Linked DNA regions of Homo sapiens: region 2 is linked to region 1. Evidence: read pairs that join two places in POLR2A ChIA-PET (ENCODE). Cell type or tissue: GM12878. All regions are shown on one strand. Each heading gives the region's core, and the rest is flanking DNA. Links, peaks and the distances in the headings are about the cores only. Region 1 overlaps LOC101929770 (a long non-coding RNA gene). Region 2 overlaps SUPT3H (SPT3 homolog, SAGA and STAGA complex component).

What was found. ChIA-PET counts read pairs that join two places held together with the same protein. Peaks named below come from ENCODE experiments on the same cell type or tissue, not always from the same donor. Only the 100,000 strongest peaks of a DNase experiment are listed, where the experiment ranks them.
Region 2: POLR2A ChIA-PET joins it to region 1 with 6 read pairs; 2 of 35 experiments call an interaction of 5 or more read pairs at or near these places.

What each region holds. Positions count from the first base shown.
Region 1 is chr6:44,759,792-44,776,581 of GRCh38, reverse strand. It overlaps LOC101929770 (a long non-coding RNA gene), which reads right to left. Exons shown (of 3, transcript XR_926855.3): 2 at 3,963-4,063. Among named protein-coding and RNA genes, the nearest start is that of MIR4642, 330 kb to the right of the region's middle. RefSeq lists enhancers at 4,311-4,930, 16,365-16,790. In GM12878, for the core only: no CTCF peak of the experiment used is centred there; a DNase peak (open chromatin) is centred at 8,411.
Region 2 is chr6:44,942,754-44,959,543 of GRCh38, reverse strand. SUPT3H (SPT3 homolog, SAGA and STAGA complex component) reads left to right here. Exons shown (of 11, transcript NM_003599.4): 8 at 4,937-5,049; 9 at 6,127-6,234. Among named protein-coding and RNA genes, the nearest start is that of MIR586, 250 kb to the left of the region's middle. In GM12878, for the core only: no CTCF peak of the experiment used is centred there; no DNase peak of the experiment used is centred there.

The sequences.
Region 1 (16,790 bases), core at 5,160-13,159:
ATCCATCCACTCACCCAGCCAAACAACTATCTATCCATCCATCCATCCATCTATCCATCCATCCATCCATCCATCCACTCACTCAGCCACACAACTATCCATCCATCCATCCATCCATCCATCCATCCATCCATCAACCCACCCCCCCAACCAATCCCTGTCCTATAAGATCTTTGAGAGTATTGAGCTTTTAGGGGAAATATACAGAGATTATTGGAAGACAGTTAGAAAAGTGCCAGAGTGCTAATATCTGTCGCAGATATGCATGAGGTGGAAGGGTAATGTTGCTTGTCTATTGGCCTGGTCTGTCTCCCTTAAACAGTGAGCACCTTAAAGGCAGTGAACTGCACTTTATTAATTTCTGCATTTTTGGGGCTCAAGGCAGCACACATTAAGTCAACATTTGTTGAATGAAAGAATTAATGTGTGTTAGAGAGTATCAGTCAGAATGAACTAGATTATGCTCTGGTTACCAAAACCTCACTGGCTTAGAATGATTAACAAAAGGTTGATTTCTTGCTCATGAAACAAGTCTTTCAATTGGCTGGGAGCTCTAAATTATCAACACACTGGAATTGGTCTGACGGAGTCGTCACCATCTGAAACAGTGTCTATCATCACGGCAAAGGGAGAGACAGAAATGACAAATTGTTCACTGCTCAGAGGCGACCCATATCAACCCCATTAACATTTCATTGACCAAAGCAAGTGCTTCCTCCCTTAGGAAGACAATCTGTAAGTCTGTGCAGACCTCTGGTGGAGGTCCCAGATCCCTGGGCAATGCACAATATTCCCATCATCAAGTCTACATTGGATGTGTGTTTTTTCCTGATATGAATGCCTATGACAAGTTATCTGCCCCATACCCACAATGTACAAATGTGGTGTAGGGGCAGAATGACACTCCAGTCCTAAAAGGGGAATGGAGAATTTAGCAGACAACAAACACCCGCCCTGCCCACTTTGAGGGCACCTATCATTGGATGGGGATTGTTTCTTGATTAGGCCTTCATTTCCAGCTCTGAAAGAAGCTCCCATTGTCCACTGCCCTCTGAGATCTCTGGATCAGCCCTCTGGAATATTCTTTCTCTTTGGCCAAGTCAGGAGTGAGCTCTGGAGACTGTGTCCCCCTTGGAGGCTGAGCAGCTTTCTCAGAGAAGCCACTGTCTGATACAATAGTGGTTCCCACAGCATAAGGAAACCTCCAGCACGGAAAATCACACACTAGCTCTGAATGCTTCCACCCAGAAGTGACACATACCACTGTGGTTCACACAGCATGTCACATGGCCAAGCTTGGCTCCAAGGGGCAGGGAAATGTAATACTTCCATGTGCCTGGAAGGAGAATTGGAAGTACTAGGTAAATGACATTTGCAGTGAGTGAATTTCCTCTGGCACTGGAAGTCAGACTGTCATAGCCCAATGGGTTCTTTCTTCCTGCTGCCCAGAAAAGACAATGCACTAGGAACAGCAGGTACTGCAGCAAAGAAAGAGCTTAATAATTGCAGGGCCAGGCAAATGAAAGGATGATAGAGACGATGTTATTTCTCAAATCTGCCTCCCTGATAATTCAGAAGCTAGACCTCAAACTATGAAATTATTACAAGAAAACATTGGGGAAAATCTTCAGGACATTAGTCTGAGCAAGAATTTCTTGAGCAATACCCCAAAAGCACAGGCAACCAAAGCAAAAATGGACAAATGTGACGATATCAAGTTAAAAAGCTTCTGCACAGCAAATGATACAATCAATAAAGTGAAGAGACAACCCATAGAGTAGGAGGAAATATGTGCAAACTACCTATCTGACAAGGGATGAATAACCAGAATATATAAGGAGCTCAACTTTACAAGAAAAAAAAATCTAATCATCCAATCAAAAAAATGGGCAAAAGATTTGAACAGACATTTCTCAAAAGAAGACATACAAATGGCAAACAGGCATATCATATTAGTCCATTTTCACACTGCCATAAAGAAATACCCAAGACGGACTGGGTAATTTATAAAGGAAAGAAGTTTAATTGACTCACAATTGCACATGGCTGAGGAGGCCTCAGGAAACTTACAATCAAGGCAGAAGGTGAAGGGGAAGCAAGCACCTTCTTCACAAGGCAGCAGGAGAGAGAACGTGTGAAGGAAGAACTGTGAAACATTTATAAAACCATCAGATCTCAAGAGGACTCATTATCATGAGAACAGCACGGGGGGAACCACTCTCATGATCCAATCACCTCCCTCCCTCGACTTGTGGGGATTACAGGTCCCTCCCTCAACACGTAGGGATTACCATTCGAGATGAGATTTGGGTGGAGACACAGAGCCAAACCATGTCACATATGAAAATGTGCTTGACTTCATTGATCATTAGAGAAATGCAAATCAAAACTATAATGAGATATCATTTCATTCCAGTTAAAATGGCATATATCTAAAAGATAGGCAATAACAAATGTTGATGAGGATGTAGAGAAAAGGGAACCTTTGTACACTTTTGGTGGGAATGCAAATTAGTACATCCACTATGGAGAACAGTTTGGAGGTTCCTTAAAAAACTAAAAATCGAGCTACCATATGATCCAGCAATCCCACTGCTGGGTATACACCAAAAAGAAAAGAAATCAGTATATCAAAGAGATATCTGCACTTCTATGTTTGCTGCAGCACTGTTTACGATAGCTAACATCTGGAAGCAACCTAAGTGTCCATCAAGAGATGAATGGATAAAGAAAATGCGGGACAGATACACAATGGAGTACTATTCAGTCATAAAAAAGAATGAGATCCTGTCATTTGCAACAACATGGATAGAACTGGAGATCATTATGTTAAGCGAAATAAGCCAGGCATAGAAAGATAAACGTCGCATGTTCTCACTTATTTGTGGGATCTAAAAATCAAAACAATTGAACTCATGGGCAGAGAGAGTAGAAGGTTAGTTACCAGAGGCTGGGAAGAATAGTGTGGAACTGGGGAGGAGTGGAGATGGTTAATGGGCATAAAAAAATGGAAAGGATGAATAAGAACTACTTTGTGCTATTTGATAGCACAACAGGGTGACTATAGTCAATAATAACCTAACTGTACATTTTAAAATAATTTAAAGAGTGCAACTAGATTGTTTGTAACTCGAAGGATAAATGCTTGAGGGAATGATTACTCTATTCTCCATGATGTGCTTATTTCACATTGCATGCCTGTATCAAAACATCTCACGTACCCCTTAAATATATAGACCTACTATATACCATGAAATTTTTTAAATGAAAAAATGTAAATAAATAAATAAATAAATCCAGAGGCTAGGGTTTTTAAGAGTACTTTGGTGAGCAGGATACTGGAGAAATGAAACAATTGATTGGCTTAGGATGAAATCACAGGGGTGTCTAAACTGTCTTCATGCAGCTGAGTCAGTTCTTGGTGGCAGGGTGTAGGGAGGGGGGTCTCAGGACCAGGTGGCATCTTTTGGTTTACCAAAATGCTAAATCTGAAAAAATATCTCAAAGATCAGTTCTTTAGGTTTCACAATAGTGATGTCATGTATAGGAGTAGTTGGGGGAAGTTATAAATCTTGCAATCTTTGATTATGTGATGGTGGGGTAGTAAGCAATTTATAGAAAAGCAAACTAAGCAATGGCAGGTTACTATTTATGCTGATTCCTTAACAAAGTTCAAGCCTCCACCATAGTTCTAGCCTTGTCATATGAATGTAGCTTCAATCTCTGGACAAGGAGAGGATCAGTTTTCCTTGCTTCAAACTTTACCTGTGAACTAAAGTCCTCTCATCGTTATCTTGGCCTCAACACTAGAATAAGCAAAAAAACAAAAACAAAACAATAATTTAGCCTGTGAGGTTAGAAGTAACCTCTAACCTCAGTCAGTCATGTTAGATTTCCCTCATTACTTATAATTTTGCGAAGGCAGTTTCAAGACCAGCTTCCAAAAAATGGCATTTGCTTACCTTAAAGAAGGTGCAGAGAAGGGTAGCTTCAATCAAGGTGAAGCAGAGAAGGCAAAAGGAAGCCTGAATATGAGGCTGTTCCCTCAGGCTGCAAGATGAGGCTGTAAAGGAAAGGGGCTGAGACTTAAAGCTGGGAAGGGTGCCCTCCAGAAGAGGACACCCAGGACTTGTGTCCCCATCCCCCTGACCCCCAAGTCTAAGATGAAAGATTCTGCTGGGTGAGGCTGCAGAGTTGAGTTCTGGCAAATAAAAGGAAGGCTGATCTCCTAGGTGGGAAAGTATGGAGCGTGTACTCCCAGCTGGGGTGCTCATGGATGACCTGCATCATTTCTTTAGTAACATAAAGGAGGCCTGTGAATCAGGAAGCTACAGATGTTCCAAAATGTCCCTAACCTCTTGAGGGTGACGTCATCACAGCTCCCAGACATGTTTCTCCTTACTTGGGCCCTGGCCCTGACAGAGGGGGACCTAGGGCTGACCTGGATGGCAATTGTGGAAATAAATGGAATTTATTAAAACTCTCTATTATACGCTGTTCTTAAAGAAATCAAACACTAGCTTTAAAGAAATGTAGTTTTATTTTTTTTCTACGGACAAACAGTATAATCTGAAACAAGCTATTGGCAAGTAGGGGCTTTAGAGCTTCCTTTGGTGCCACAAAGAAGAATGAAGTGGAATTAGCACATCAATTGGTTACAGGTGAAAAATGGGTCTAAAGTATTTAAAAGCTGTTTGTTCTCCTAAGGCAGTTAAGCATTCCCCTCCTCCCTGCCTTCCTTTTTTTTTTCCCTTCTGAGCTCTTCCTGCAGTTAGTAAAGAGGGCAAGCTCTGGCCTGGCCTCTGGCCCAATTATTGCCACTTCCCTGCCTGTGGATTCTCCTCAGCAGAGGTTTTGCCTGCTAATAAGTATCATTTTCTCTAGGCTGGCTTTTACACTTGCCCAGAACTGTCTGAAACTGTAGGCTGCTTCTGTAATCAGCAGCAAAGACAGATGTCTGAGGCTTCTGGTCTTGACTTTTTTTTATTTAAGTTTTCCTACTTATTTGTAAAATTTTATTATATATTAAGGATATTAAACATACAGGTTTGTTACAGAGGTATACACGTGCCACGGTGGTTTGCTGCACCTATCAACCCGTCTCCTGCATTAGGTATTTCTCCTAATGCTATCCCTCCCCTGGCTCCCCACCCCTTCACAGGCCCTGGTGTGTGATATTCCCTTCCCTGTGTCTATGTGTTCTCATTGTTCAACTCCCACTTATGAGTGAGAATATGCAGTGTTTGGTTTTCTGTTCTTGCGTTAGTTTGCTGAGAATGATGGTTTCCAGCTTCATCCATGTCCCTACAAAGGACATGACCTCATCCTTTTTTATGGCTGCACAGAATTCCATGGTGTAGATGTGCCACATTTTCTTTATCCAGCCTATCATTGATGGGCATTTGGGTTGGTTCCAAGTCTTTGCTACTGTGAACAGTGCTGCAATAAACATACGTGTGCATGTGTCTTTATAGCAGAATAATTTATAATCCTTTGGGTATATACCCAGTAATGGGATTGCTGGGTCAAATGGTATTTCTGGTTCTAGATCCTTGAGGAATTGCCACACTGTCTTCCACAATGGTTGAACTAATGTATACTCCCACCAACATTGTAAAAGGGTTCCTATTTCTCCACATCCTCCCCAGCATCTATTGTTTCCTGACTTTGTAATGATCGCCATTCTAACTGGCATGAGATGGTATCTCATTGTGGTTTTGATTTGCATTTCTCTAATGAACAGTGATGATGAGCTTTTTTTCATGAGTTTGTTGGCCACAAAAATGTCTTTTTTTCAGAAGCGACTGTTCATATCCTTCACCCACTTGTTGATGGGGTTGTTTTTTTCTTGTAAATTTAAGTTCTTTGTAGATTCTGGATATTAGCCCTTTGTCAGATGGATAGATTTCAAAAATTTTCTCCCATTCTGTAGGTTGCCTGTTCACTCTGACGGTAGTTTCTTTTGCTGTGCAGAAGCTCTTTAGTTTAATTAGATCCCATTTGTCAATTTTGGCTTTGGTTGCCATTGCTTTTGGTGTTTTAGTCACGAAATCTTTGCCCATGCCTATGTCCTGAATGGCATTGCCTAGGTTTTCTTCTAGAGTTTTTATGGTTTTAGGTCTTACGTTTAAGTCTTTAATCCATCTTGAGTTAATTTTTGTATAAGGTGTAATGAAGGGATCCAGTTTCAGCTTTCTGCATATGGCTAACCAGTTTTCCCAACACCACTTGTTAAATAGGGAACCCTTTCCCCACTGCTTGTTTTTGTCAGGTTTGTCAAAGATCAGATGGTTGTAGATGTGTGGCATTATTTCTGTTCTGTTCCATTGGTCTACATATCTGTTTTGGTACCAGTACCATGCTGTTTTGTTTACTGTAGCCTTGTAGTATAGTTTGAAGTCAGGTAGCGTGATGCCTCCAGCTTTGTTACCAATATCGTGAAAATGGCCACACTGCCCAAAGTAATTTATAGATTCAATGCTATCCCCATCAAGCTACCATTGACTTTGTTTACAGAATTAGAAAAAACTACTTTAAATTTCATATGGAACCAAAAAAAGAGCCCATAAAGCCAAGACAATCCTAAGCAAAATGAACAAAGCTGGTCTTGATTTTTCAGAAAATTTAAGCATCACATCCATGTGGAGGAAACCCTTCCTGTCTGACAGATGTGAGAGAAAAACAAAAAACAAAAAAAAAAAGAACTTTTATCTGGGGAATGTGAGTCCTTTTAAACTATCAGACCCAGAGAGACATTAAAATGAGGCAGCAATCACATCCTACTCCCTCCCTTTTGAGACTTGTATTTATCTCTTGAAACTGCTTGCTACTGCCACAGCTATAAACTAACCTAATAATGCTGCTCCAGGCACTATAACCCACACCCTATAGCTTAACAATGTATAGTCAATCTATAGGTTGTTATTTTTAATGTACAGTCTTGGTAAACAACTTGTTACAGTAGGTAGTCAGGCAGATATGAGCAGGGCAGGAGAGCTTGCCCATCACAACAAGGAAGGTCAGGCGACCATCAGGTGACGGCCAGGCAGTTGTTAACTGTCTCTCTAAAATAACAATTGGTCGCAGTCAGTGCCAGGGAAAAGCAGACTCCCTATAGATTTTTAAAAAAAAACAAAACCTGAAACTGGTGATCAGCAGCTTCCTGATAAGATTTCAGGAGTTGGAAGAGTGGGCTCACACATGCGCACTAAGAGGCAAAATGATGGCGTTTAACAGGTATATGACCCTCCGTGGACATTCCACCAGCGAGGGAAAAAAATGTCTCAAGTGAGCATGTGTACAACTCCAGTACACACACTGTGCATGCTCACCTCCCAAGTGCTAGCAGGCCACTGTGCATGCAGACAACAGACCCCAAGGGAAAAATCAGGGGAGAAAGGATGCAAGACCCTGGAAGTAGGCCAATGTATAAAACCCCAAGGCAAAGGTCAAGCTGACTACTTGCCCTTCAAGTCGCCCACTTGGACCTCTTCCAAGTGTACTTTCCTTCATTCCTGTTCTAAAGCTTTTTAATAAACTTTCGCTCCTGCTCTAAAACTTGCTTCGGTCTCTTCTTCTGCCATATGCCCCTCAGTTGAATTCTTTCTTCTGAGAAGGCAAAAATTGAGGTTGCTGCAGACCCATATGGATTCACCGCCAGTAACTCAGATGCCTGCCACCGGTAACAAACTCAGAAATGGACTCTTCTTTCCCTTCAACAGTGTACTTGTAACTGCTGCCAACTGGAGAGTATATTTGGGACAACTTGAATCAATGCTCCTGGGTTGTAATCTTCAAGCTGGGCCCAAATAAACTTTCTACTTTTATTAATTTTGCCTCAGCTTCTTCCTTTTAGGTCAACATGTCTAGCATAAATCAGCAGGACTCAGAGTGACTCCCCGGGACCCCAACCGCTTGGTGTTTCTCTCAGAAAGCAGCGCTCGGTACCAGCATAAACAGTCTGTCTTCAGAAGTCCCGTTGGGTGTTTCAGATGAGTTTTCCTGAATTCAGACCTCCCACTCTTTGGTTAAAGGTCTAGACTTTCTTTGGACCGTTTTTCAAACTCTTTCTTGAAGAGTGAGGGCTTCAGTCTTTGGACAGGAGATTCTGGTGGAGAGCTCTGTGGGGAACTGCCTTTTTTCCCACTTCTGTCTCACAGCAGAAGTTCGGGTCAAGGTTTTTCCACCTCTGCCTCAGGACCAGAGGTTTGAGTCAAGGTTTTTCTGCCTGCCTCACAGCAGAGACTCAGGGCAAAAGGCTGGCAGTTAGGCACTGGTGGTTTCATTTTACATAGTATGCTTTTAAGATTGTGGCTGTTTTCTATCTCTTGAAAATTCAGGGTTAGCCTTTCATTTGTGACTGGTTCCTGTTTGTTACTAAGTGAAAAGTGTACCCCCGTTTTGCTCTTCCAGACTCTTATAAGGGTCTGGCCCCACATACTTTTAGCATTCTGCTGCCACCTGGCAGTTAGACACACTCAGAGATTCATCACACTTTGACCCTAAACACATTCCCAGCCTCACTTTTGAAAAATTCCTAAATGATGGGAAATCAAGCTTCAAAATCTCAATGCTCCTTTTAAAAACACCAGCTGGATTTATGTAGAACACTTATAGGGTGCCCTCTTGTAGATATCCAGGAACGTGGACCCACCTAACCTGGGATGGTCATAAGCAGCAATGACCAAAAATGAAGGCCTTTAAAAATACCAAAAACAGGCCAGGTACAGTGGTTCACGCCTGTAATCCCAGCACTTTAGGAGGCCAAGGCAGGTGGATCACGAGGTCAGGAGATCAAGAACATCCTGGCCAACATGGTGAAACCCCATCTCTGCTAAAAATAGAAAAATTAGCCAGGTATGGTGGCACGCACCTGTAGTCCAGCTACTCAGGAGGCTGAGGCAGGAGAATTGCTTGAACCCAGGATGCAGAGGTTTCAGTGAGCCGAGATCGTGCCACTGCACTCCAGCCTAGGCAACAGAGCGAGACTCCGTCTCAAAAAAAAAAAAAATTATTTCTGTGAACAATTAGGAACAGCTGGTTTTAGAACCAGATAAATTGAATAGGAGACTTATTTCCAATACACCTTAAAACCTCTAAAAGAAACTCTAACAGAAAAAAATTGCCTCTTCCATTCAACAGGTAAACAAAGGAATATTTGAAACTATTAAAATAGACTTCACAGGCTTTCTCCCTTTCACCTCTCACTGCTCCTTCAGATGAGCCCTGTGATCTACTCATCCCTTTCTGCTTGTTCCCTCAACTCCCATACACCTTTTAGCCAGAGATATTCTGGAATTTTACAGTGTACACATTTCCTTCTCTCAGAGGGGAAAATGAATTTAAATTTAGAACAGAAGGAACAAATGGAGCAACTGCAGGATGGAAATAAAACTACTGTGATTATAAAAATGCAGATCTAACAACTGTCCTAAACCAAGACTAATAAATACACTGATTTTCTGACCCAATATCAAACAATACCCTTTAAACTTTATCGTGTCTTTGAAATGCTAACATCCAGAAAATTAGCAAAGCAGCAGTCCAACTCAAATCAGATCAGAAATAAGTTAAAATCCTTTAAACACTCAAACTTCCTGCTTTGGATCCCCTGCAGGATTGACACACAAAAAAGCACTCCACCCTGTAGTCTAGTGGCCAGGGTGGCCCAGGTTCAATCCCTGGTCAGGGAAATAGTCCGATTTGTTTAAAATTATTTGCATGATTCATGACCTTTTGGGATACTCATTTGTTACTGGTCCTTTTCCCTTTCCGTGGAGAGCTTTTGGGCTCCCTTCTTTTTCCATTTGTGGGGCATATGGGGCTTCGGGTCCTTGTGCACAGGTGCTAGGCTGAAAGGCTGAGATCCAAGAAAACATGGCCAGACAGAAATGTGAGTTTACTCCATTTGCAGCTAGCAAAACCTTCCTTTCTTTGAGCTGTCTTTGGGGTAGTTCTGGATCTTGTGAGGACTGCTTTGAACTTCTTTGGAGATACTTCACGAAACCAACAAAGATCAAAAGACACAAAGAAGGCCATTACATAATGGTAAAGGGATGAATTCAAAAAGAAGAGCTAACTATCCTAAATATATATGCACCCAATACAGGAGCACCCAGATTCATAAAGCAAGTCCTTAGAGACTTACAAAGAGACTTAGACTCCCACACAATAATAATGGGAGACTTTAACACCCCACTGTCAATATTAGACAGATCAATGAGACAGAAGGTTAACAAGGATATCCAGAAACTGAACTCAGCTCTGCACCAAGCAGACCTAATAGACATCTACAGAACTCTCCACCCCAAATCAACAGAATATACATTCTTCTCAGCACCACATCGCACTTATTCCAAAATTGACCACATAGTTGGAAGTAAAGCACTCCTCAGCAAATGTAAAAGAACAGAAATCACAACAAACTGTCTCTCAGACCACAGTGCAATCAAATTAGAAGTGAGGATTAAAAAACTCACTCAAAACCGTTCAACTACATAGAAACTGAAAAACCTGCTCCTGAATGACTACTGGGTACATAACAAAGTGAAGGCAGAAATAAAGATGTTCTTTGAAACTAATGAGGACAAAGACACAACGTATCAGAATCTCTGGTACACATTTAAAGCAGTGTGTAGAGGGAAATTTATAGCACTAAATGCTCACAACAGAAAGCAGGAAAGATCTAAAATTGACACCCTAACATCACAATTAAAAGAACTAGATAAGCAAGAGCAAACAAATTCAAAAGCTAGCAAAAGGCAAGAAATAACTAAGATCAGAGCAGAACTGAAAGAGATAGAGACACAAAAACCCTTCAAAAAAAATCAATGAATCTAGGAGCTGTTTCTTGAAAAGATCAACAAAATTGACAGACCACTCTCAAGACTAATAAAGAAGAAAAGAGAAGAATCAAATAGACACAATCAAAAATGATAAAGGGGGTATCACCACCGATCCCACAGAAATACAAACTACTATCAGAGAATACTATAAACACCTCTATGCAAATAAATTAGAAAATATAAAAGAAATGGATAAATTCCTGGACACATACACCCTCCCAAGACTAAACCAGGAAGAAGTTGAATCCCTGAATACACCAATAACAGGCTCTGAAATGGAGACAATAATTAATAGTCTACCAACCAAAAAAAGTCCAGGACCAGATGGATTCACAGCCAAATTCTACCAGAGGTACAAAGAGGAGCTGGTACCATTCCTTCTGAAACTATTCCAATCAATAGAAAAAGAAGGAATCCTCCCTAACTCATTTTATGAGGCCAGAATCATCCTGATACCAAAGCCTGGCAGAGATACAACAAAAAAAAGAGAATTTTAGACCAATATCCCTGATGAACATTGATGCGAAAATCCTCAATAAAATACTGGCAAACCAAATCTAGCAGCACATCAAAAAGCTTATCCACCATGATCAAGTCAGCTTCATCCCTGGGATGGAAGGCTGGTTCAACATACACGAATCAATAGACGTAATCCATCACATAAACAGAACCAATGACAAAAACCTCATGATTATCTCAATAGAGGCAGAAAAGGCCTTCGATAAATTCAACAGCCCTTCATGCTAAAAAAAACTCTTCAATAAACTAGGTATCGATGGAACGTATCTCAAAATAATGACAGCTATTTATGACAAACCCACAGACAATATCATACTGAATGGGCAAAAACTGGAAGCATTCCCTTTGAAAACTGGCACAAGACAGGGATGCCCTCTCTCACCACTCCTGTTCAACATGGTGTTGGAAGTTCTGGCCAGGACAATCAGGCAAGAGAAATAAATAAGGGGTATTCAATTAGGAAATGAGGAAGTCAAATTGTCCCTGTTTGCAGATGACATGATTGTATATTTAGAAAACCCCACCGTCTCAGCCCAAAATCTCCTTAAGCTGATAAGCAACTCAGCAAAGTCTCAGGATACAAAGTCAATGTGCAAAAATCACAAGCATTCCTATACACCATTAACAGACAAACAGAGAGCCAAATCATGAGTGAACTCCCATTCACAATTGCTACAAAGAGAATAAAATGCCTAGGTATACAACTTACAAGGGATATGAAGGACCTCTTCAGGAGAACTACAAACCACTGCTCAATGAAATAAAAGAGGACACAAACAAATGGAAGAATATTCCATGCTCATGGAGAGGAAGAATCAATATCGTGAAAGTGGCCATACTGCCTAAAATAATTTATAGATTCAATGCCATCCCCATCAAGCTACCAATGATTTTCTTCACAGAATTGGAAAAAAAACTACTTCAAAGTTCTTATGGAACCAAAAAAAGAGCCCACATAGCCAAGACAATCCTAAGTAAAAGAACAAAGCTGGAGGCATCATGCTACCTGACTTCAAACTATATTACAAGGTTCCAGTAACCAAAACAGCATGGTACTGGTACCAAAACAGAGATATAGACAAATGGAACAGAACAGAGGCCTCAGAAATAACACCACACATTTACAACTATCTGATCTTTGACAAACATGACAAAAACAAGAAATGGGGAAAGTATTCCCTATTTAATAAATGGTGCTGGGAAAACTGGCTAGCCATATGTAGAAAGCTGAAACTGGATCCCTTCCTTACAACTTGTACAAAAATTAATTCAAGATGGATTAAAGACTTAAATGTTAGACCTAAAACCATAAAAACCCTAGAAGAAAACCTAGGCAATACCATTCAGGACATAGGCATGGGCAAGAACTTCATGACAAAAACACCGAAAGCAATGGCAACAAAAGCCAAAATAGACTAATGGGATCTAATTAAACTAAAGAGCTTCTGCACAGCAAAAGAAACTACCATCACAGTGAACAGGTGACCTACAGAATGGGAGAAAATTTTTGCAATCTACCCATCTGACAAAGGGCTAATATCCAGAATCTAAAAAGAACTCAAATTTACAAGAAAAAAACAACCCCATCAAAAAGTGGGCAAAGGATATAAACATACACTTCTCAAAAGAAGACATCTATGCAGGCAAAAGACACATGAAAAAATGCTCATCATCATTGGTCATCAGAGACATGCAAATCAAAACCACAATGAGATACCATCTCACACCAGTTAGAATGGCAATCATTAAAAAGTCAGGAAACAACAGATGCTGTAGAGGATGTGGAGAAATAGGAATGCTTTTACATTGTTGGTGGGAGTGTAAATTAGTTCAACCATTGTGGAAGACAGTGTGGCGATTCCTCAAGGATCTAGAACTAGAATTACCATTTGACCCAGCCATCCCATTACTGGGTATGTACCCAAAGGATTATAAATCATACTACTATAAAGACACATGCACACGTATGTTTGTTGCGGCACTGTTCTCTATAGCAAAGACTTGGAACCAACCCAAATGTCCATCAATGATAGACTGGATTAAAGAAATGTGGCACATATACACTATGGAATACTAGGCAACCATAAAAAAGGATGAGTTCATGTCCTTTGCAGGGAGATGGATGAAGCTAGATGAAGCTGGAAACCATCATTCTCAGCAAACTATCACAAGGACAGAAAACCAAACACTGCATGTTCTCACTCATAGGTGGGAACTGAACAATGAGATCACTTGGACACAGGGTGGGGAACATCACACACCAGGGCCTACTGGGGGAGGAATAGCATTAGGAGAAATACCTAATGTAAATGATGAGTTGATGGATGCAGCAAACCAACATGGCACATGCATACCTATGTATCAAACCTGCATGTTGTGCACATGTACCCTTGAACTTAAATTAAAAAAAAAAAGTCATACCTTGGTTAAGCCTTATTGGTTTTGGTGAGTCACTTGGGAGGTTGCCTTTGGTTAAAACAAAAGTTCAAATGCCAGGAATACCAGCTATTTTTCCTGGCTAAAATCTGATAATAAGAGGTATGCAAAGACTTTTTTTTTTTAAGCTCTATGGTTAAAGTCAGCTTAATTAAAAGCTGATATACAAGTTCCTCCTTTCTCTTTGTTGTCTTTGGTCGCACATGAAAGAATCTAGAAGAGACTTCTAATGACTCAAATTCCCTTAAGGCACACAGAAAAGAGTACCACTAACCCTCTTTTTGGGGTATTCTGTCTTCCTGTGGAGTCTGAAGAGTCATGGACGAGTTCCTCTCAGGTCTAAAACTCTGCTTTCTTTTGTATTGTATTACCTGATCTCTTTGGCTTTGAGGGGTACCAGAGATTTCTCTGTACTGTGAGAGAGCACTTGACCTTTGTATGTGTGATGGCTGCTGAGTCAATGGCAAGAGCTGCAGTTTTGGAGGTAGCTGACAGCAGCTGTTTAAAATGAATGGTTATTTTCTAAAAACTTTAAAATTTTTATTTTTGCTTTCTTTTTTCTCTTCCTTACTTTAGGAAGTATAATGAATGGTTACTATTAGAGAGGGCTACTCATTTCTTTGCATGTTTAGATTTAAAAGGCATGATTTAAACACTTAAAGAAATGTGTTTCTAGTAAAGTGCACTGTGAAAGCATTGCGTGGCTCAGTCCCATGGCATTCTCCTCTTTCTGGGAACTCAGGATAAAGTGTAAAAGTGGAGTCCTTGATTTTTAAATATCTAGATGTTCTGCCTCCCAACTGCACCTGCTTTTCACATAAATTATTAGGCCATTAAAAATTACAAATGCTTTGTTGGTCATGTTTCTTAATGGGCTCTGCCCTGAACATAGCAGTCCAGTTGGAAAACAGGCTAAATTAAAAGCTACTTATCTAAATAAAATTGGTCTCCTTATAAAATGCTATGGCATTTTCCTATCATTTGTGTTACCTTGGCATCCATTTTAAATCTTTCTCTAACACACCCAAACTCCTTCTTGAAAGAAGCCAAATTCTCTCTGTCTCTCTCTCTCTGATTTGAGAAGTAAATTTGCTATCATGTTTTCTCTAAAACTCCGTAAGGGCTTCAGCCCTGTGAGAGAGATAAACTTTAACCTTTTTCATTCACAAAGACACAGTTTGAATCCCACCATCCTTTCAAGCTAGTGACTTTTACAGGTCTCATGGTTAAGAGTTTTAAATCAAAGCTATAATGTCTTTATTTGTGCCTGTCTGTATTATGTGTACATATATACATGGCTGTTTGTATATTGGTTGTGATACCATTGACTTATAAATAAATGAGGGCTCATAAGTTAAATAACCCAAATGCTTTTCAGGTCCCTGTGACTTTAGTACTCTTTGGTAAATAAAGATAGTTTTTAAATTGTTGATAAAATAATAGAAATGTCTTCAGAATTTTAGACATTTTTGCCTGGGTCTACTGATCAGATCTGTTTATAATGTCTCTACTAGATATTTTAAAGTCATAAAGCTGTTGCTTTTATGATATTTTTGACACTTGCTTAATTTGTCTGTGAGCTTATGTCTTTGAATTTGGGCCTTTAAATCCTGTGGTATAGATAGTGGCCATGGTGAGGCCTTGGGACAGTGCCTGGGCTGCATCCTCCCTGGGTCAGCTATGCCTCTTGACCATGCTGGAAAGGCTGCATCCAACCTTTGTCCTGGGATCTGCATCTGACACATAAGTAAAATCGGTTCCTAGGTTTTTCACTGAAAATCAGGGTTACTAAGAGTTCACACTGGAATTAATATATGCAATTAAAACTACTAAGTATAAGACAAACAATTCTACATACAGAGTATATAAAGAAAGTAAGATGCAAAAAGAGTTTTTAAAAAGAATAATTTTTTTCCTTTTACATGAGAGAACTTTGTGTGGTCAAAACAAGAGGGCAAGGAAAGTAAATTTTCACCTAAGGTAGAATGCCAATATAAAAAGGGGATATACAACACAAAACTGAAGGTTTAAGCAAGTTGTAGAAGGCCTGTAGAAGATTAATCTCATGAAAAGAATTTTATGTGTGATTAAGTTGGCTAAATTAGAAGGGGATTATTTTTCCTAAAAATGGAGCATATCAAAAATACACTGATGCAGGGCCAGAGTTAGGCCCCTGGGTCAAAATAACAGGGTTTTCTTGGAGCACTGATCTGTTCTTTAATAGAAAATTGTAAAGGTTAAAAGGTTTACAGAAATCTTGTGCAGTCAAAACTGAGATTGAAAGATGGCCGAATAGGAACAGCTCCGGTCTACAGCTCCCAGCATGAGCAACGCAGAAGACGGGTGATTTCTGCATTTCCATCTGAGGTACTGGGTTCATCTCACTAGGGAGTGCCAGACAGTGGGCGCAGGTCAGTGTGTGCGCGCACCGTGCGTGAGCAGAAGCAGGGCGAGGCATTGCCTCACTTGGGAAGCGCAAGGGGTCAGGGAGTTCCCTTTCTGAGTCAAAGAAAGGGGTGATTGACAGCACCTGGAAAATCGGGTCACTCCCACCCGAATACTGTGCTTTTCCGATGGGCTTAAAAAATGGCGCAACACGAGATTATATCCCGCACCTGGCTCAGAGGGTCCTATGCCCACGGAGTCTTGCTGATTGCTAGCACAGCAGTCTGAGATCAAACTGCAAGGCAGCAGCGAGGCTGGGGGAGGGGCGCCCGCCATTGCCCAGGCATGATTAGGTAAACAAAGCTGCCAGGAAGCTCGAACTGGGTGGAGCCCACCACAGCTCAAGGAGGCCTGCCTGCCTATGTAGGCTCCACCTCTGGGGGCAGGGCACAGACAAACAAAAAGACAGCAGTAACCTCTGCAGACTTAAATGTCCCTGTCGGACAGCTTTGAAGAGAGCAGTGGTTCTCCCAGCACACGGCTGGAGATCTGAGAACGGGCAGACTGCCTCCTCAAGTGGGTCCCTGACCCCTGAACCCCGAGCAG
Region 2 (16,790 bases), core at 4,333-12,332, 180 kb before region 1:
TTAAAATGTATAATTGGTAAATTATTTTCCAGTCCTTTACTTTCAACTTTTTATTTTATATTTGGTTTTATCTAGATTTTGTTTGTAATCAGAGAGGCTCTGTGTATTTTAATTGATTAATTTATATGGATTTAATTACTGATATTGTATATGCTGTCTTGTGTTTTAAATTTCTGTGCTTTTTAATTTGCTTTTTCTCCTCCTTTTCTATGTTGTATTAGATTGATTGGGTTTTCTTCATTTCTTTTTCCTCTGCAAGTTTGTAAGTCCTATATTCTCTTTGTACTATTTCAGTTGCTATCTTTTTTTTGATATACATCCATGACGTAAAGTTTTTAAAATTGTTAAATATTTGGCTAGGCACGGTGGCTCACGCCTGTAATCCTAGTGCTTTGGGAGACCGAGGCAGGTGGATCACCTAAGGTCAGGAGTTAGAGACCAGCCTGACCAACATGGTGAAACCCTGTCTCTACTAAAAATACAAACAAACAAACAAACAAACAAGCCAGGCGTGGTGGTGCATGCCTGTAATCCCAGCTACTTGGGAGGCCAAGGCAGGAGAGTCACTAGAACCCGGGAGGTGGAGGTTGCAGTGAGCCGAGATCGCGCCATTGCACTATCAGCCTGGGGGACAGGGTGAGACTCGTCTCAAAAAAAAAAAAAAAAAAAAACCATTGATAAGTACTTAAACTTTCCTTCTTGGCCTAATGTCATTTTTTCCTACAGCTCTGTACAAGCTTAAAAACACCCATTTTTTTTTCTTAAATGTCTTTATTTTGCCCCCATACTTAAATGATTGTTTAGTTGGGTAGGAAATGGTAAGCTGATAGTTAACTTGTTAAGACATGATTCCCTTGTCTTTTGGCCCCTGTTGTTGGTAGAAGTTTGCTGTCAGTCTACTTATTATGTATGTTTCCTGTGGAAGAAACTAAGAGAATGAAGACATTGACGCCAGGTCCCCCCTTATATGGGGAAATGAACACACTGGCCCAAGTAGTTGCCCATAAATATGTATAAAGGAAAGGAATAAGGAACTCCTGCTAGGGAAGTTTCCAGGGAAAACCATGCCCTCTGAAGAAGGCTATTTTCAATTAGGTTGAAGTTGCAAAGTAGTTTCTTCTGAGTGGAATGAGCATTCCAGAGGACCCTAAGGAAAGGACTGGGAATGGAAAGACTGTTGGGAAGGGATGGGATAGAAATCACTGAATAGTATGCAGGCATGAGAGAATGGAATATTGCAAGAAACTTAAATTTTGTTAGTGATCATTGATAAGAAAGATAAAAAGTATGTGAGATTAACCTTAAATTTCCATATGAAATTATCATGTAAAATTGCTTTTTAAGTTCAGCGCAGGCTGAAAATCCAGGTAGTATTACAATGCTAATAATCCTAGGAACTTTTGACCATTGCTCAGGATTCTGTTTGTTAGTCAATTTCCAGGTTATCGTTTCTCCTGATACGTTGGGAAGAGGGGCGAAGGAGAAGGAACTTGTTTATTCTGAGGCCCCTCTCACCTCTTGATGAAAACAAACTGTCTTAACTACAGGTATCTGTGCCTCTTTTGCTGGAACCAACAATACCTTGGAAGGGTGAGGCTCTAAAGCCATCCTTCTCCACATGACAGGGAAGGAATTAGCTCTCAAAGAATCTCCACCACTTGGTGGAACAGCAATAACCCAAGTGGTTTTTGGACTTCTATGCATGTCTTTTGATGAATAGAAAAGTTTGGACTCTACTCTTTTATTTAAAAAATACTTCATTCATTTATTCATTTCTTCTGGAAATATTTCTTGTGAGTCTGCTAATGCCAGGCAGTATTCTAGGTGCTAGGGATACAGTTGGAGATATATGGTCCTTGTCCCTGCATTCTCGGTGGTTACAATCTAGCAAGGAAGCTAATTCTGTTATGTGGATAGATCCAACTGAATATTAATAATGATCCTTTCCCTCACTTTTAAAATCAACTGTTTAGAGCACAGTCACAAAATATCTGTTTCTGTCCTAAAGATCTGTCAAGGAGATAAGTGATTAATGTACATCTCATTGATCTTGCCAAATTGCTGCCTGTTAACTTTAACTTTAGAAGTATTCCACAGATGTTAAACAAGTGTTTGTGAGCTATCGCAGCATACTAGTTAGATGGAATGTTGCATGTCAGAAAGTATTTGGAAGATTTGTTACGTTGGGGAGATAGCTTTAAGGGGGATTATCATAATTCTGCCATATTTGACAGCTTTGGGTATATGCTTCGATAGCAGGACTTAATGTTTTCCATGATTTATTTAAAAGAGAACTCTTCTGTATGTGGAATCCTGAAGATTCTATATAGAAGGATCAAAATATCATGCTTTGAGTTACTATTAAGTGTTTTATAGACCCGTGGGGCCAGATTAATCAAAAGAATAATCAGTGGATTATAAAGAAAATCTTACAGATTTCATAAAATCTTCACTATCAATCTTTCCCTCTAGGTTACTAGTTAAATGAATAATGTCTAATGAAGTCCCTATATCAAATTAGACTGCTTAGCACTGTGGCAGTGTAGAGATATTTAACTAAAGGTTACATACGCGCTTGGTTCTGTATATGCTTGGTACTATTACACATGCAGAGACATAAGGCATGGTCTTCTCCCACAAAAATTTGTAATATGGCTTAAGAAATTATAAGCATTTGTGAAAGAATATCTGATGGTATCAGTGTTCAATAAATGGCTAGAGTAGGGAAGTATACCTTTGGCCTGTATGATCAAGATTCATATGAATGAAGAAGAGTGATGGCAGAGCATTCCATGGAAGGAAAGGAGTAGGAGTAGACACACAGAGGAAAAGACTCAAGGCCAGGTGATGGTTTAATAGGGAAATATCTTAAAGGCTGCTTGGAATCAGTCTGGATGGTTTTGAGTCAGGCTTAAGAATTTAGACATCTTCATAACCGGAAAAAATGTAACCACAGGCTTAGATTAGACCAGATGTCAGTTTATTTAACTTTAAATTTACAACTTTGAGCCATTCTGGTAATAGACACTTTTTTTTTTTTATTTTTATTTTTTTTTTTTATTTTTTTTTTTTTGAGACAGTTTCGCTCTTGTTGTGCAGTGGCGCCATCTCGGCTCACTGCAACCTCCACCTTCCGGTTTCAATCAATTCTCCTGCCTCAGCCTCACGAGTAGCTGGGACTACAGGCACGCACCACCACGCCCAGCTAATTTTTTGTATTTTTAGTAGAGATGGGGTTTCACCATGTTGGCCAGGATGGTCTCCATCTCTTGACCTCGTGATCTGCCCACCTTGGCCTTCCGAAGTGCTGGGATTACAGGCGTGAGCCACCGCGCCCGACCTAGACACTTTTTTTAAACGTATTTATTTAGTAGGTTTTTTGGGGAACCGGTGGTGTTTAGTTACATGAATCTTTTTTTTTTTTGAGACGGAGTCTCGCACTCGCCCAGGCTGGAGTGCAGTGGCTCCATCTCGGCTCACTGTAAGCTCCACCTCCCAGGTTCACACCATTCTCCTGCCTCAGCCTCCCAAGTAGCTGGGACTACAGGCACCCGCTACCATGCCTGGCTAATTTTTTTTGTATTTTTAGTAGAGACGGGGTTTCACCATATTAGCCAGGATGGTCTCGATCTCCTGACCTCGTGATCGGCCCGCGTCGGCCTCCCAAAGTGCTGGGATTACAGGCGTGAGCCACCGCGCCCAGCCTACATGAATCTTTAGTAGCAATTTCTGAGGTTTTGGTGCACCCATCACCCGAGCAGTGTGTATATTGTACCCAATGTGCAGTCTTTTATCCCTCACCCCCCTCCTACCCTTTCCCCTGAGTCCCCAAATTCCACTGTATCATTCTTATGCCTTTGCGTCCTCATAGTTTAGCTCTCAGTTATAAGTGAGAGTATAGGATATTTGGGTTGCCATGAGCTGGAGGCAGGGTTAGGCATGTCTGAGCTCAGACTCTTCTTGGGCGGGGCTTGCTGTGGCTGTTGTGGGGGATGAGGGTGTGGCTTCTAGAACAAGGGAGTTACCGTTGCCAGGGGCATTATGGCTGCCTCTGTTGCCCCACGCAGGTCGCCAGGGAAGTGGGGGAAAGCCAGCAGCCGCAGGCCTCACCCAGCTCCCATGCAGCCCACAGCCCGAAAGGCCGGTCTCACTCCACCATGCCCTCTGCCCGTAACAGCACCAACTTTATTTCCAGGCAGCTGGTGAGCAGGGCTGAGAACTTTCCCCAGGCTACCGGCTTCCTAGCTGAGAAAGCAAGCCTACTCACAGTTCCTCTGCGTCCCACAGAGCCTGCAGTGGTGATCCACCTCCTTCAAGGGGTCTGTGGCTCTTGGCTTTCCTGGTATATTCCTACGGTAGTTCTTGGAGCAAAAGTTCACAGTGTGGGTCTCCACGTGCTGCTCTACCCATCCAAGTGGGAGCTGCAAGTTAATCCTGCCTGCTATGTGCCATTTTCTTCTGAGACTAGAGAATATTTTTGAAAAATATTAGCAATAGTTTCTGTATGTTTCTTTTTTCATCACAGGTTCTTTCTTGCAAGATTTTCTTTCTATATGAGTAAATTAAGGTTACATCAGACAAGAACATCTTCTGACTTCTTGTTGTAACATGAGCGGTAGCCAATGGTAAATCTGACAGTGTGAGAAGTATTAAACATTAAATGCTTTAATATACTATGTCATATAGCATAGGTGTAAAATAAAAGACCCAAATACGTAAGAGAGTTGTTGAAAACAACCATTGTGTTGCCTTATAACTGAGAGTTAAAACTTGGATTTCTTGGGGCCAGAATATCTAGACATTAATTATGCATTTTATGTGCATTATTTTTTGTGTACAATTCTGAGTATACTTTTTTAATTTTGTGATAGTAATGTGCAGTATTAAAACACTTTAAAAATTAAAATTTCTGCACTTGTTTTTTTTAAATGGCCAGCCAAAAAAGCTTCCAAATTTCGAGACTGGTTGGACTGCAGCAGTATGGAGATAAAACCCAATGTTGTCGCAATGGAAATCTTAGCATATTTAGCGTATGAAACTGTGGCACAGGTAAGAATTCTAATCTGTCATATCGGGCCACACTGGCTGGTTTTTCTTTATCTCTGCCCATGATCAATTCTTCTTCTCCCTGCTGCTCTACCAGTAATAACAGCCATGAATTCTCTCCTGTGGCATTTACATCATTTTCTAAAATTTAGTTCAGTTATGTGTCTCTGCATCCTCAATTCAAGTGGATGCTAGGATAAAAAAGAGTTCTTGTACCTTTATCTTAATGAGAAATGGAATCCCTGCATGCTTTTTCTTGACATTGAACTCAAATCCACATCTGCCTTGTTTAGAGATTATTTTTGAGCTTTGAAAAACACCTTTCTACGTATGTGAGAATTTAGGAGTACTTACCAAATTCTGGGTCTGGAATCTCGCCCTCTAAAAGACTTTCTCAAGATGTGGTCTTTAGACCACAGGCATCAGCATCTCCTTGGTTCTTGTTTAAAATGCAAATTCTGGCCAGGCGCGGTGGCTCTTGCCTGTAATCCCAACACTTTGGGAGGCCGAGGTGGGTGGATCACCTGCAGTCAGGAGTTCAAGACCAGCTTGGCCAATATGGTGAAACCACATCTCTACTAATAATACCAAAAAAAAGTTAGCCGGGCATGGTGGCGGGCACCTGTAGTCCCAGCTACTCAGGAAGGCTGAGGCAGGAGAATCATTTGAACCTAGGAGGCCGAGGTTGCAGTGAGCTGAGGTCGCACCATTGCACTCCAGCCTGGGCAACAAGAGCGAAACTCCATTTCAAAAATTAATAAAATAAAATAAAATAAGCAAATTCCTAGACTATATGCTTAAAACAGACCTACTGAATTAGAATCTCTGGACTTAAAGCCCAGAAATTTGCACTAGTGACTGTGAAATAAATTTTGAGAACTACTCTCCTAAAAAGTCAGAATATATCATGACTAGGTCCATTCACCAGTCAATGAAAGTGTGTGCTCATGTCTACAATATAGATTTTTAGGCAAGCAGGATTATCAGTAACATTCAGAATGTATTGCTTTTAGGTTTGCCACTTCAGTGGCATTCATGATTATTTCTAGCTATGTGACTTTCATTCTTCTGGTCTTCTAGTTAGTGGATCTGGCTCTTCTTGTGAGGCAAGACATGGTAACCAAGGCAGGGGACCCCTTCAGCCATGCCATTTCTGCAACCTTCATTCAGTATCACAACTCTGCTGAGGTAAGTACAAAAAAAATCTGTCTTAAAACATTTGTGAATTTTGACACATATCTGGTATTTACATTAGTGATTCTTTAATAAAGATTATGCAGGAGTGTATAACCTTCAGTCAAAGAATCTTAATACATTAGACATTCAAATAAGTATTTAATTGAGCACCTACTGTGTGCCAGGCCCTGACAGTCCACTTAAGACAATGACTTTTTTCACGTTTTTCTTGCTTCACTTAGCTTTCCTACCCCTTCATTGAAAGGGATAGTTGCAAGGCATTTCTTATTTTTATGGGAGATGAAAAACTGGTTTAGGTAATGTTGGAAAAGTCATTTATTTCTTTGTGCTTCAAAAGATAAGAGGGTTATCATTATTATTCACAAAATAATCCCTGGCATTTATTGATAACTTTCCATTTCAGTTATTGATTCATCTCTAAAAATGATTTAAAGAAGCTTGTCTTCATTCATCTTGAGTTTTTAGATTGCCCCTACTATGTGAAAATTATATTCTTTTCTGATCTGGCTTTGCTATGGGAACCGTAAAGTTTTCTTTCCAATTTTAAGGCTCTGTATAATAACTGTGCACCACTTTTAGTATACAGAATCTCCTCTGTAAACAGCATCTACCTCAAAACCAGAAATGTATTGCAGTGTCTTGAATGTATTTGCCAATATTCGACCCTTTTCACTAACAAAAACAGCAGTTTCACGTAATTCAATCGAATATCCATAGATAAGACAGCAAGAAGGTTAAGTTCGCATCTACATGTAGAGTTGTGAAGTACGTTTTGGATCAAGTTGGTTGAAATATATAACCTGAAAATGGCTAAGCTCTGTTTTATAGCCATACCTTGATTACACATTTCTACTCCTTGTTAAATATCTATAGGCAAGGATAGTGGTTCAAATCATTTCTAAGAAGTAGTTGTAATCTTCTTTAGGTCACACACCCCTTTGAGAATCTGATGAAAACTATAAACCCTTTTTCTATAAACACATTCACAAATTTTGCCTACAGTTTCAGATTGTTCAGAGACATTCTGAAGCCATTCTATGGATCCAAGGGATCTGTGAACCCTATGGACCCTAGGTTTAAATTTCTCTGCTCTAGGATACATAGAAAATATGTTAACATATATGCCCATATAGCATCTTATTACAAACAAAAGGACAATTCAACATTTTCTTATGCCCCTTGGAAAATCAAATTGGCTTGGAAACCAAATAGGGATTAAAATGTTTATGCCCATTAAAAATCCATTTTTTTCTTAGAAAAGGTCATACATCATTATCAGTCAACATACAAAAGTCCCTAAAGCTTACTTAGTTGATTAATCACTATTTGTTTTCTTTATGTTACAAACCCAAATTATGATGTCAAAAAACCCCCTTTAAAATGTCTTTGATGTTTGTTCACTTTATGAATATGTGTATAAGTATGCTTTCCATTAACATCAGACAAATTTGTTATAACATTTCTAATTGAGAAAATTTACTGTGAACACAACGGGCCTAGTTTTCTTTTAACATTCAAGTGATTGCTTGCATGCCTAGGAAAACTCTTTATTTCCCCTCTTTTCTTGGTTCTCCAGGGTGGCCAAGCTGCCCTAGGCAACTGCTCAGCAACCGCAGCCGCTGTTCCCAGCTACCCAGCAGTTGAGAGGAATATCCTATATGTGCTGGATTTCCTGGGCTCTCTGGGAGGTGGGAGCATGAGTGTCAGAGAGCCTCCTGACAAAATATGTTAGTATAAGCCTCAAACTTTTTTCTGGCTGGCAGACACCCCTCCCCTCCTGTGACTGGTAGTCAAGATGAATATTCAGAGACTGGAAGTCTTCCTTCCTGCCCTTTATCACTTGACAAAATCAGCAGCTAACATCAAGGGCCTGTACATCAAATACTATACCAAATTGAGTCCAAAGTGGGACTCTGGAGACTGATGTGATCTCTGTTCAGGGAGACAGGATATTTTGTAAAACAAATAAGCAAATAATTGAACAAACAGTTTAAGATGGCATATACTGGTTTCCAAATGAGTGACTCAGACAGAAAATACAGAAGTTTAAAAAAAAAAAAAAAAACCTTCTCTAGTTGCAGTCAAAGACTTTAGAGAGAAAGCTAAGGTTAAAAGAAAAATAGGACTATGATAAGGTAGAAGTTAGGATAATACTCTAGGACTCAAAGACAGCATAAGTACCATTTTAGAAGGAGAAAAACCCAACGCTGTTTAAAATATTCAAGGATTAAGGTTCATTAAAGAGGAATAGTAGGCATTTGGATTAGAAAATTAAGGCTCAGATTATATAGAGTCTTAGACTGCTAGAGTTAGGAAGGAATGAATTGTTGATGGTTTCTTGGCTGAAGGGTGAGGAGTTCAAAAGGGTGTTTTAAGATCCAAATGGTATAACTAACCTGCACAATGTGCACATGTACCCTAAAACTTAAAGTATAATAAAAAATAAAAAATAAATAAAAAATAATAATAATAAAAAATAAAACAAGAGGAAAAAAAAAAAAAGATCCAAATGGTAGTGCCATGTACAGTGGATTAGAATTGGAAACTCAAGATGTGGGTTAATACACAGTGCATTTTATTTTAAGGGGTATCATTCTTGAGCACTAACCATATAAGGAACTGGGCTGGTTAAGCTTGGGTTCTTACTAGATTAGCAAGTTTAATATTAATTCAAGTTAACTTTCTAGATTTTCTATGTTGCCCAGGCTGGAGTGCAGTGGCTATTCACAGGCATGATCATAGTGCACTACAGCCTTGATCTCCTGGACTCAAGCCATCTCTCTGCCTCATCCTTCCATGTAGCTGGGACTACAGGCACACCACTATGCTCGGCTATTTTTTAAAATACATTATGAAGAATTGTGGGCCAGTAGTGCAGTTGGTATGATTGATGATGAGGAAAATGTAGATTAATAATACCATACATTAAAATGATTTTGAGATTTTTATTTGCCTGTGAATTTCTTAGGAGCCAATACTGTGATGTGACTGATAAGGAATTTTTTTAGTATTGGGCATCATCCTATAGAATGGACATTGACACAGTGGAGCATGTCTAAAGGAGAGTAATGGGAAAGGGGGCAGGTGTCTGAAGAAACTGAAAAACATTTCTTGTAGTAACTGCTGGGATGAACTTGAGGTGTTTGACCATTAAAGAGAAGAGGCTATGAAAGATAAGTCTTCAACTATTTAAAAGTACTTCTCCATAAAGAAAGAACAGACTTCCTTGAACATATCAGTTTATGCATTCTCATGTTGGTGAGTATCTGGACTGTCACCAGTTTCTGAGGTATTATGAATAAACCTGCTATGAATATTACTGTACAAGTCTGGAAGGACAAATGCTTTTGTTTTTCTTAGGTAGATGGCAGTGAATGAAATTGTTGGGTCATAGAGTTAGGCATGTGTTTGGTTTTTAAAGAAACAGACTTTTTTTCCAAACAGGTTGTACCATTTTATACTTCCACCAACAGTGTATTAGAGTTCCAGTTGCTCCACAGCTTCATCAACATTTGGCATTGTCATTTTTACTTTTAGCCATTCTAGTGGATATTTTCTGATAACAGTTTAAGTGTGTATTTCTCTGATGACTGATAAGGTTGAGCACTTTTTAATGTATTGATTGGCCATTTATGTATCTTACTCTGAGAAGTGTCTCTTCAAATCCTTTGCCCATTTTTTTTTTTTTTGCAGGCAAAGGGGCTGACTTTTATTACCAGTTTGTAGTTCTTTACATATCTTGTGACAACAGTCCTGTATCAAACACATATTTTTCACATATTTTTCTCTCAGTTTGTTAGCTGAGAAATTTTAAGTTTCTGATGAAGCCTAATTTATCCAATTTTTTTCTTTTTTTTCTTTTTTTTGACAATATTCCGCTTGCATTTATTTATTTTTTTAATTTTTTGTTAATTATACTTTAAGTTCTAGGGTACATGTGCACAACCTGCAGGTTTGTTACATATGTATACATGTGCCATGTTGGTGTGCTACACCCATTAACTCGTCATTTACACTAGGTATGTCTCGTAATGCTATCCCTCCCCATTCCCCCCACCCCACAACGGGCCCTGGTGTGTGATGTTCCCCACCCTGTCTCCCAGTGTTCTCATTGTTCAAATCCCACCTATGAGTGAGAACATGCGGTGTTTGGTTTTCTGTCCTTGCGTTAGTTTGCTCAGAATGATGTTTCCAGCTTCATACATGTCTCTACAAAGGACATGAACTCATCCTTTTTTATGGCTGCATAGTATTCCATGGTGTATATGTGCCACATTTTCTTAATCCAGTCTATCATTGTTGGACATTTGGGTTGGTTCCAAGTCTTAGGTATTGAGAATAGTGCCACAATAAACATATGTGTGCATGTGTCTTTATAGCAACATAATTTATAATCCTTTGGGTATATAGCCAGTAATGGGATGGCTGGGTCAAATGGTATTTCTAGTTCTAGATTCTTGAGGAATCACCACACTGTCTTCCACAATGGTTGAACTAGTTTACAGTCCCACCAGCAGTGTAAAAGTGTTCCTATTTCTCCACATCCTCTCCAGCACCTGTTGTTTCCTGACTTTTTAATGATTGCCATTCTAAGTGGTGTGAGATGGTATCTCATTGTGGTTTTGATTTGCATTTCTCTGATGGCCAGTGATGATGAGCATTTTTCCATGTGTTTTTTGGCTGCATAAATGTCTTCTTTTGAGAAGTGTCTGTTCATATCCTTCGCCCACTTTTTGATTGGGTTGTTTGATTTTTTCTTGTAAATTTGTTTAAGTTCTTTGTAGATTCTGGATATTAGCCCTTTGTCAGATGGGTAGATTGTAAAAATTTTCTCCCATTCTGTAGGTTGCCTGTTCACTCTGATGGTAGATTCTTTTGCTGTGCAGAAGCTCTTTAGTTTAATTAGATCCCATTTGTCAATTTTGGCTTCTGTTGCCATTGCTTTTGGTGTTTCAGTCATGAAGTCCTTGCCCATGCCTATGTCCTGAATGGTATTGCCTAGGTTTTCTTCTAGGGTTTTTATGGTTTTAGGTCTAATATTTAAGTCTTTAATCCATCTTGAATTAATTTTTGTATAAGGTGTAAGGAAGGGATCTAGTTTCAGTAACCAAAACAGAATGGTACTGGTACCAAAACAGAGATATACACCAATGGAACAGAACAGAGCCCTCAGAAATAATACCACACATCCACAACCATCTGATCTTTGACAAATCTGGCAAAAACAAGAAATGGGTAAAGGATTCCCTATTTAATAAATGGTGCTGGGAAAACTGGCTAGCCATATGTAGAAAGCTGAAACTGGATCCCTTCCTTACACAATTTTTTTCTTTTATATTTATTGCCTGTGTCCTAAGAAACCTTTGGCTACTCCCATGTCATGATGATATTGTCCTGTGTTTTCTTCTAGAAGCTTTATCTCTTTGGTTTTTGTATTTAGTTCTATTAATCTGGTCAAATTAAAATCCATTTATTGTATGAGTTGAAGCCAAATCCAATTTTTACTTATGGATATCTAGTTATTGCAGAACTATTTGCTGAAAGACTCTTTTCTCCCATTGGATTGCTTGAACAATATATCTAAATGGATTTATTTTTGGAGTTTCATTTGTGTTTATTTGATTATAATGTAAGTCTTCAAACTCTGTTATTTTTTAAGCTTAATATGGACATGCTGTGTTCTTCGCATTTCTATGTAAATTTTAGAATCAACTTGTTAGTTACTGCCAAAGAAAGAAAAAGAAAAAAAAGAAAAGCCTGGTGGGATTTTGAAAGGAATTAGGCTGACTGCTTACATCAGTTTGGGATATGTTTTAGCAATACTAAGTCTCACAATCCATGAACATGGATTTTCTCTCTTTTTTATATTTATGAAATATCTCTTTTTATTACTGAAAATGCTGTACATATGAAGTCTGTTTATGTGATTGATTTAGCCATTCCAGCCATGTGATTGCTGTTTACATAATATGTTTTTCCATCCACTTCCTTTCAATATATTTGTATGTTTCTGCAGGCATACTTCAGAGATATTGCAGGTTTGTTTCCACACCACCATATTGAAGTGAATATTGCAATAAAGCGAGTCACACAAATTTTCTGCTTTCCTGGTGCATATAAAAATTATGTTTACGCTATACTGTAGTCTATAAGTCTGCAATGGCATTATGTCTAAAACATGTACATACCTTAATTTTAAAATACTTTATTTTTTAAATGCTAATTATTATCTGAGTCATTTGCATGTCATAATCTTTTTGCTGGTGGAAGGTTTTGCCTCGATGTTAATGGCTACTGATTGATCAGGGTGGTGGTTGCCGAAGGTTGGGGTAGCTGTGGCAATATCTTAAGATAGGACAACAGTGTGAAGTTTGCCACATTGATTGACTCTTCCTTTCTTGAAAGATTTCTCTGTAGCACGTGATATTGTTTGATAGCATTTACCCATAGCAGTACTTCTTTCATAATTGGAGTCAGTTCTCTCAAACCCTGACATTGCTTTATCAGCTAAGTTTATGGAACTAAGTCTAAGTCCTTTGTAGGAGTTTTTGTAGTTATTTTTAAAAATGTTCACAGCATCTTCAACAGATATAGACATCTTCTCAAGAAACCACTTTCTTGACTCATCCATAAGCAACAACTCTCACCCATTCAAGTTTTATCATGAGATTGAGCAGTTCAGTCATATCTTCAGGCTGCACTTTTAGTTCTCCTGCCATTTATACCACATCTGCAGTTACCTCCTCCACTGAAGTCTGGACCGCTCAAAGCCATTCGTGATAGCTGGAATCAGCTTCTTCCAAACTCCTGTAAATGTTGATATTTTGACCTCTTCACGTGAATCACAGATGTTCTTAATGGCATGTAGAATAATGAATCCTTTCCAGAAGATTTTCATTTACTTTCCTTGGATCCATCAGAGGAATCACTATCTATGGCAGCAATAGTCTTATGAAATATATTTCTTAAGTAATAAAACTTGAAAGTTGAAATTATTTCTTGAACTGTGCTGCAGAATGGATTTTGTTAGCTATTGTGAAGACAGTGTTCATCTTTTTGTACTTCTCCAGCAGAGCTCTTGGGTGACCAGATACATTGTCAATGAGCAGTAATTATTTTGAAAGGAATCTTTTTTTCCTGAATAGTAGGTCTCAACACTGGAATTAAAATATTCAGTAAGCCATGCTGTAAATGGATATGCTGTCATCTAGGCTTTGTTGTTCCACTTATAGAGCATAAGCAGAATAGATTTAACATAATTTTTCAGGATCCTGATTTTTAGAATGGTACATGAACACTAGCTAAAACTTAAAATCACCAGCTGCATGAGCCCCTGACAAGAGAGTCAGCTTTGAAGCTTTGAAGCCAGGCATTGATTTCTCCTCTTCTAGCTATGAATGGCCAAGATGGCATCTTCTTCTAATAGCCATTTCATCTACAATGAAAATCTGTTGTTACATGTAGCCATCTTCATCATTGATCTTAGCTTAACCTTCAGGACAACTTGCTACAGCTTCTACATCATCATTCGCTGCTTCACCTTGCACTTTTATATTATAGAGATGGCTTCTTTCCTAAATCTTATGAACCAGTCTCTGGTAGCCTCTAACTTTTCTTTTGCATGTTTCTCATCTCTCTTGGCCTTCACAGAATTAAAGAGAGTTAGCACCTTGCTCTGGATTAGGCTTTGACTTAAGGAAATGTCATGGCTAGTTTGATCTTCTATTCATCCTACTGAAACATTCTCCATATCAGCAATAAGGCTGTTTCACCTTCTTATCATTTGTGTGTTCAGTGGACCAGCATTTTTTAATTTTCTTCAAGAACTTTGCCTTGGCACTCACAGCTTGGCTATTTGGGGCAAGAGGGCTAGCTTTCATCCTGTCTTGGCTGTCAACATGCCTCCTTCACTAAGCTTAATCATTTGTAGGCTTTGATTTAAAGTGAGAGACATGCAACTCTTCCTTACATCTGAAATACTTAGGGGCCATTGTAGGGTTATTAATTGGCCTAATTTCAGTATTGTTGTGTCTCAGGGAATAGGGAGGCCTGAGAGAAGAAAGATGGAGGAACAGCTAGTCAGTGGAGTAGTCGGAACAAACACTTTTATTAAATTTGCTATCTCATATGAATACAGTTCGTGGCGCCCCAAGACAATTACAATAGTAACACTAAAGATCACAGATCACCATAACAGATAAAATAATAATGAAAATATTTGAAATATACTGTGAAAAGTACCAAAATATGACACAGAGACATAAAGTTGGACACGTATATGCTTTTGGAAAAATGGCACTGATAAGACTTGCTTGATTTAGGGTTACCATAAACCTTAAATTTGCAAAACTTACAACATCTGTGAAGCACAATAAATCAAAGTGCAATAAAGTGAGGTATGCCTGTATTGAAAGATAAATATAATATATTTAAAGTCATCTCTTATAGTCAGCAAATAATTGGGTCTTGCTTCTTTATTCCTCCTTTCTGTCTGTCTGTATCTTTTTTTCTTTTCTTTTTTTTTTTTTTTTTTTTTTTGGAGAGAGGGTCTTGCTTTGTCTCCCAGGCTGGAGTACAGTAGCATGATCATAGCTCACTGCAGCCTGAATCTCCCAGGCTCAAGCAATCCTCCCACCTCAGCTTCCTGAGTAGCTGGGACTACAGGCATGCACCACTACGCCTAGCTAATTATTGTATTTTTTTTTGTAGAGACAGGGTTTCACTGTGTTGCCCAAGCTATTCTCAAACTCCTGGGCTCAAGCGGTCCACCCACCTCAGCCTCCCAAAGTGCTTTTATAGGCATGAGCTGCTGTGCCCTCCCCCGATCTGTATCTTTTAATTGTAGTCCATAATTCTGTGATATTTGATGTATTAAGTCACGTGGTCAGATATAGGGTAACTTTTCCTATTTCTTTTCTGCTTATTTCCTCTCTTACTGTTTATCTGTTTCTCTTTCCTGTCTTCTTTTGGGTTGTGTGTTTTTTAGAAATTCCCTTTAATTTATATATTGATTTCTTTATGATATCTTTTTGCATCCTTTTTTCAGTAGTCATGGTAAGAATTACAATGTACATCCTTAAATGTTCAGTATACTTGGGAGTTATTACACTGTTTAACTCACATAAAATGTAAGACTCTTGTATATATATAGGTCCAGGTCCTTTATGCTATAATTGTCATGCATACTACATCTATATATATTATAAGCCATAATACCATAATTTTTGTCTTAAATAATCTAGTGCGTTTTAATGAAACTAAGAGAAAAAAATAGAGCTTCACTTGATCTTAGCCAAAAGGCTGAGAAGCAACTAAAAAAAAGAGCTTATTGTTTACCATTCCCATTGTTCTTTATTTCTCTTTCATAATTAGAGTTTTCTTGTATCATTTTTCTTTTCTGTTCTGCTAAATTTTGTTTAACATTTGTTGTAGTGCAAGTTAGCTAGTGATGGTTATCTTAGTTTTGATATTTCTGAAAAAGTCTTTACTTTTTCTTCATTGTTGGATGATGTTTCATTAGATACAGAATTCTGTCTCGAAAGTTTTATTTTTCAGTATTTTAATGATGTCATTCCACTTTTTTCTCTATTGTTTTTAATCATAAGTCAGTAGGTTTCTATTATCGTTTCCCTGTGTCTAATGTGTTGTTTTCTCTGGATGCTTTCAGAATTGTATTTTTACTTTTGATGTTCAGCTGTTTGGCCATGATATCCATAGACATGGTTTTCTTTGTATTTATCCTGCCGAAAATTCACCAAAATTCTTGAATCTTGAATCTCTTGAATCAAAGACAGTGTATGTCTTTAACCAAATTAGGGGACTTTTTGGCAGTTATTTCTTCAGATTTTTTTCTGCCTTATTCCCTCTCCTTCACTTCTGAAACTCCAAGTACATTGTATTAGTTACTTTGATATTATTCCATAGGTAACTTAGGTGCTTTTTAATTCCTCTTTTAATATTTTCTCTCTGTTCTTCAGATTGGAGCAATTCTATTGAACTTTTATCTTCTATACATTTCTTTCTGTCAACTCCAATCTATTGTGACACCCATCTAGTAATATTTTATTTCTGATATTTCATTTTATACTTCTAAAATTTCTATTTGATTTTTTATAGTTTCCATTTATCTATCATTATTTTTTATTTGTCCGTTTGTTACAAATGTATTTTATTTTGTGCTTTGGAGCATGGTTAGAATTGCTGTTTTAAAATTCTTGATTGCAAAATTAAATATGTGAATTTTCTTGGTCTCCATTGAATATAAGTCATGCTTTCTTGTGTTTTGCATGTCTGGTAATTTTGAATTGTAAAGTGGACATTGTGAGTAATACATCATAGGCATTTTAGGATTCTGTTTTATTCCTGTGAATATATTGTTTTTATTGGTGGTGGTGGTAGTGGCATTGGTATATGTGTTCAGCAGGGAAGTTACTTTTCTAGACTCACCTATAAACTTTGAACTCCTCTTCAGTGGCAGCAACTAGAATGTCTTTTCATTTCTTTTTGCTTTAGTGAGATTGCATGCATTTCATACCATACAGGAAGAA